Regions from separate parts of the Homo sapiens genome. Here region 1 is linked to region 2. A link is a contact called in ENCODE Hi-C data. All regions are on one chromosome and are shown on one strand. The core of a region is the stretch at or near the end of the contact, and the rest is flanking DNA. Distances in the headings are between cores, read along the strand shown.

Region 1 (3,246 bases), core at 660-3,159, 260 kb before region 2:
AACCTAAGGCAAAATTAAGTTTCGGCAAGTTTGTGGAACAACAGAACTCCAATACACTGCTGGTAGAAGTGAAAATTGCTATAGAATTAGAAAATGCCGTTACACCTTGGCATTATATTGTAACAATGAAAAGACCTATAACATACTCCAGGAATTCTACTCCTTCCACTAATGCACAAATAAGGTACACAAGAATGTGTAGCACCCAATCCTAGTGTTTCTGGAATTACCCAAATGTCCTTTGAGAAGGGCACTGGAAAATGCATCATATGTTCACACAGTTGAATGAATAACTACAACCTCATGCGTCAATGTGACTCAATCACAAAACACAGCGTTATCTGAAAAAAAATCAACAATATGAAAACATTTCTATAAAGATTAAAAACACCATTGCACAGTTGTATCAGGAAGCAGCAAATAGAGACCTCCTTGGCAATAGAGACTATTTCTTAAATTGGAGTATAAGTTCATAGATGCTGGTTGTGCTTCATAGCTTACATGACTGCTACATAGCTTACATGTGTGCTACGTGTGTGTGTGTGTATACATATATATATATGGAATAATTCATAATTGTTTAAAACTAGTTAAAGGGGGATGTTGAATGAACCCTACAAAATTTTAACGTTATTACCTTGAGGTTTGGATAATGTAGGACTTTCACTTTCTGTATTATTCATTTCTGGACTATTTAAAACTTATACAATTAAGTAAAATGTTTGTATTTGGGTAAAATGATTGCACAAAGGAAAACAAATTGCATAGAAATCTGGCACCATTTGAGGGCAATAATTACTGTTTTCAACTTACATAACTTCTCCAGGTGTCATATATTAAAATTATGTTTTGCGGACCGGGCGCGGTGGCTCACGCCTGTAATCCCAGCACTTTGGGAGGCCGAGGCGAGCGGATCACAAGGTCAGGAGATCGAGACCATCCTGGCTAACACGGTGAAACCCCGTCTCTACTAAAAATACAAAAAATTAGTCAGGCACGGTGGCGGGCGCCTGTAGTCCCAGCTACTCAGGAGGCTGAGGCAGGAGAATGGCGTGAACCTGGGAGGCAGAGCTTGCAGTGAGCCGAGATTGCGCCACTGCACTCCAGCCTGAGGGACAGAGCGAGACTCCATCTCAAAATAAATAAACAAATAAATAAATAAATAAATAAAATTATGTTTTGCATAGTCTGGGCTGCTAACTGTATTATCTTGAGAAAAATTTCCAACAACAATGGGTTTAAAAATGTTGGTTTTACTGAAAGCATGAATGCTTTTTCTGTACTGACAATTCCTGGCTTCATCTAATTTACGTTATACTTATTTGCCTTTGGCTCACTTCTGCACTTTTCCCATTTTTAAAAGATAAACTGTAAACTGCCACAAATCCTTTTCTGCTGGAGCCTGGACCAGGAGCGCGGATTCCTGTAAATAATGATGTAAATAAATAAGTAAATCAATGACTCCCATTCCCAAAGGGCCTTCTTTTCCATTTTTCTCTGGGGCATCGAAGTGCGGTGTGCCCTGCGAGCTCCCACAGGAACAACCCGGAACGTTTGTGGTCCTGTTGGGCCACCGCGTGCTCGGTAGGAAGCGGACGTCCCGGGGGCTGAAAGGGCCTTAGCGATTTTCTCGCTCTAGTCCCACCCGAGACCCGGGGCGCTGCAGGAACCTGCCCAGGCCACCGGGTGGGCGGCTGGGCGGGAGAAGCTGGGCAGCCCCTGGCAACACCGAACGGCCAGGACACACGCGGCTTCCTCCGCGGGAGGCGCTTCTCTCTGCGCCTGGGCCTTCACGACCCCTCCCGCGACCGTGGCCCCGAGGCCAGGTGCTTACTTGCCGCTCTCCACGCCGTGGCCGAGACCCAGCTAAGCAACCAGGGAAGCCTCGATGGGGTCATGGCGCCGACTCCCCGAGCCTCCGCGCAGGCGCAAAGCAGTAGTGGGAGGAGCAGGGGGCATGATCCGGAGCCTCCCTGCAGAGGGCGGGGCCTCCGTGGCCGGCTTTAGAAAAGGAGTTAGAGGCATCCCTGGGCTCTTTGGCCAAGAGAGACCCAGGCTACCTTGAGCCCGGTGTTAAAACGCCAAATCGTGGCTGCAGTTAGAAGAGGGAATAATTCCGTTCCGTTCATGCTTGTCAGTCTGAGCCGAAATGGCCCGTGGAAGATCCCTTTTATAGTTTACAAAGATTGAGCACCTTTTACTCTCTCACTCATGTAAAATGCTTCTTTTACCTAATTCTCCCTGTTTTGTGTTTTAAATCTTTGTTCAGTCAGCTCCTAGTTCGTCCATTCTGACCGACTAACCAGATGATATGAAAGGCGACATTTTTGAATGAGGTGCAAAGCAAGAAAAGGCTCTCCATCCAGGCCAGGATCCAGTGCAATGAGCTCTGCCCCTTAACCCTTACATCCCACCAGCTCTGATAGCGTTGAGTGGATGTGGCAGACCTGGATGCTTTGTGCAACTCGTGGAAATATTTACAGAATCATAGTGAAGGCCCCCAGAATTCTGGAATTTTGTCTTTTCTTTTAAAGAAAAGTTTCTGGCTAGCTATTGCGCCTTGGTAGTGTCTGACCATGTGACATCAAGTGGTTATACGATCGAAGCTTCTTATCATGAACTGAGAATTATCTGGTTCTCCTAGATAAGGAGATCCTTTTACGAAGAGAAAGTGGGCCGGGCAAGGTGGCTCACTCCTGTAATCCGAACACTTTGGGAGGCCGAGGCGGGTAGATTACCTGAGGTCAGGAGTTCGAGACCAGCCTGGCCAACACTCTACTAAAAATACAAAAATTAGCCGGGCGAGGTGGCACATTCCTGTAATCCCAGCTACTTGGGAGGCTGAGGTAGAAGAATCGCTTGAACTCGGGAGGCGGAGATTGCAGTGAGCAGAGATCACGCCACTGCACGCCAGCCTTGGAGACAGAGCAAAACTCCATCTCAAAAACAGAAAAAGAAAAAAGAGAGAAAGTGGGATACACAGAACTGGGCCAAAGTCAAAACGGAAACAGTTTTCATTTGTAGGGAGCTCACAGTCCTAATATCATGCTTTTGACCTTTAGCTTATATCTACAGTTTAATAATGAATTCCTTGTGACTAGCTGACTGAGGAAAAAATTCAAAGTCGGATGATGGCTTTGCTCAATAAACTGGCCCAGCTGGCAACTGACTGCTTTTCATATTTAGAGCCCCACTTAACAGAGGCCCTGAAGGAACAGAACAGGGAAAAAAAATTATTTCCAGCAT
Region 2 (2,964 bases), core at 289-2,788:
AAAATAAAAGGGCAAAAGCATGGATATTAAGTTTGCCTGATTTACATTTCATCAGTGAGCTGGGGGAGGCAGAAACTGAAAGGACTTTTTTGGAAAAGAAATAAACAAATGAAAAATAAGAAGCAACGCTATTGTTTTGTAATTAAATAAAAATTAAATCAATTAGAAAACGAAATTTAAAAATTTCAAGAAGCCAGGTGCAGTGGTGCATGACTATCATCCCAGTTACTCAGGAGGCTGAGGTGGGAGAATCCCCTGAGCCCAGAAGTTCAAGGCTGTAGTGAGCTATGATTATGCCACTGTACTCCAGCTTGGGGGACAGAGCGAGACCTGAGACCCTGTCTCTTAAAAAAAAAAAGTTCACCTAAAAATTACTTTGCTTGTACTGTGATTTTTGAGATCATTGGATCTTCTGACCTTTAGAGTCTTGGTTTTTGGAGTAACCACCCGTGTCCCTCAAGACAAGGCCAGAGGTTGGCCATGCTGAGTGGGTGGTAACGGGGGTGATGTGGGGGCTATAGGGAATTCTCTTTAGGTGCTCAGGTTCTGGAGAGACGGCATGGCATGTGTGGTAGCGATGCTGATAACATGCCTCTCTCTAGGTTTGTGCTCCTTGTAATTTGCTCTCACCTTGTTAACGGAGGATAATATGTTGCTTCTTTCCAGATACAGTGTCCTCTGCTCAACTCTGGTAGTCTCAGAGTTTAAGAATAAACAACAAGTAGGGGGCTTGATGTTACATTTTATCAGGATTTCTATCCATGAGGTAGAGAGAGGGAATGTGTATTTAGTAATAGGCATGGCACTTTGAAAAAGTTACTTCATTTTCTGCTTCCTCAACTTTCTTATTTGGAGAATAAGGGTAACTTCAGTCTTACCTTATAATGTTGTTGTGAGAATTAAATGGCATTAAGCTTTGAGCATTTTCAACAGACGGAGGTGCATAATGAAGCGTTAGCTATGAAGACGATGACAAATAATGATTGTTGGGTGTTAGACCCTCTGCCTTTGATACCTCATTTAATTCTCAAAACCATTGTTTTAATGTAAGCATTTTCAATCTGTTTTACAGTTAGGGCATCTAGTTACAGAAAGGTGAAGTAACTCTCTCAAGGACACACAGCTAGTAAGCTTCAGAATAAACAGGGATTGAAACTTAGGTTGATCGGGCACCAAGGCTCCCACGAGTTTCCACACCTCTGCCTCCCAGTGGGCACATTTTTACTGGAACCTCAGCCCTCTGAAAGCTTCCACTGTATTCCTATAGCAGTTCTGAAAGCTGCCATTGTACTCCTATAGCAGATCTAAAAGCATCTACTGTGTTCCTATAGCACCTTGCCTGGATCTTTCTGGTGAATTTCCCCACATCCTGATTTTATTTTTTTCTTTTCAGCAAACTTTCCCCTGTAAATCCCTCCTTCAGTATAACCTTGTTAGCTTTGAGGACACACCCCTAGGCCTGGGCTCAGAGCGCTGCTTCTCCCCACCCCTTTCCTTTGCTTCAGTTTAAAGTGTCACGAGATGCCTCTGGTTCTCTCCCTTTGCTTTTAGCCCTCACCGGGGGCAGGAGGGACCAAGGCTGGGCCCAGAACACATAGTCCTAGGGTAACAGTGAAGGGGTCGTGAGGGGACAGTGACTCCCTTCCAACCCCTTCTTCATAGGGACTGTTGGCAAACAAAGAAAATCAACTGGGAAAATGAAGACCTGCTGGTAAGACAATAACCCTGGAAAGAGTGGTGGGGAGATGGAGCTGGGGGTCCTCAGAACCAAGGGTCTGTATTTTTGCAGCAGTGGTAAGATGAGAGTAGGTGAGCCTCAAGGTGAGAGACAGAAAGAGAGACGGATGAGAGAGTAAGACAAGAGGGCAAGCGTGAGAAACCGAAGACAGACACAAAAAACCGAAGACAGACAGAGGAAGGGAGAGAAAGTGACGGCCACAGAAAAAGAGAGGAAGGAAATCAAAGGTGAAAGAAACCAGAGACAAAGAAATAGGTACCAAAACAGTGAGATAGGTAGATACCGAGAAGGTGAGATCAATAAAACAACAACGACAGTGGGGTCTGGAAACATGAGTTCCTTACATCTCTCAGTAGGGTTTCAAAGTAAAAATGAAGGCTGGGTGCGGTGGCTTATGCTTGTAATCCCAGCACTTTGGGAGGCCGAGGCGGGCGAATCACGAGGTCAGGAGTTCAAGACCAGACTGACCACCATGGTGAAACCCTGTCTCCACTAAAAATAGAAAAAGTAACTGGGTGTGGTGGCACGTGCCTGTAATCCCAGTTACTCAGGAGGCTGAGGCAGGAGAATCGTTTGAACCCAGGAGGTGGAGGTTGCAAAGAGCCGAGATCGCGCCATTGCACTCCAGCCTGGGTGACAGAGCGAGACTCCGTCTCAAAAAAAAAAAAAAAAAAAAAAAGAAATGAAAAAAAAACTATACTGTGATTTGATCACCTTACATTAATTAGGTTTACTAGGTTTGAAAATATGGAAGTGTTTTCCATCTGCGGGGACTCCTGTTTCAGTCATTTTTCTTCTCTCTTCTTCAGGAAAATTCCAGTTTTCTTCTTTGTGTGCAGTTTCCTGGAACCCTGGGCATCTGCAGCTGTCAAGCGTCGCCCCAGTAAGGGCCATAGTTTCTAGACTTTCAAAGATCACTTATTCCCAGAAATGATCAGGCAGGGCTGTGGCTGACTGAAGACTGAGTGAGGCATTCATAGTCCTTCACACCCTCACTCTTCAATCCAGCTTTGGGGCACAGGGATACATTAGGTTCTGGTTTTCCATGGTCAATGCTGGGTATGGAAAGTAAGTCCTGTCAGTAATCACAGTTGGTAGGAAGGCCAATCTGTGAGCTGCAGTGCCTAGTGCAGTGCCTAGTACAGATGGTGATTGGTAAATGTTGGGTGAATACATGGATGAATGAATAAATAGACTGATGGATGGATGGACCTCAACAATTTGGG

Evidence for each region. A loop is a pair of places that touch in the nucleus more often than their neighbours do. Pooled maps may share reads with other maps.
Region 1: a map of mammary epithelial cell shows a loop between it and region 2 (2.5-fold over the local background). The contact joins the promoter of SDHAF4 here to the promoter of COL9A1 in region 2. A Hi-C loop is called at or near these places in 2 of 168 maps with a recorded cell type or tissue (Calu3 and mammary epithelial cell) and 4 of 50 pooled maps.

What each region holds. Positions count from the first base shown.
Region 1 is chr6:70,565,593-70,568,838 of GRCh38, reverse strand. It overlaps SDHAF4 (succinate dehydrogenase complex assembly factor 4), which reads right to left and starts at 1,909. Exons shown (of 3, transcript NM_145267.3): 1 at 1,835-1,909. The coding sequence starts at 1,898. RefSeq lists a silencer at 1,562-1,621.
Region 2 is chr6:70,301,658-70,304,621 of GRCh38, reverse strand. It overlaps COL9A1 (collagen type IX alpha 1 chain), which reads left to right and starts at 1,538. Exons shown (of 38, transcript NM_001851.6): 1 at 1,538-1,711; 2 at 2,548-2,621. The coding sequence starts at 1,698.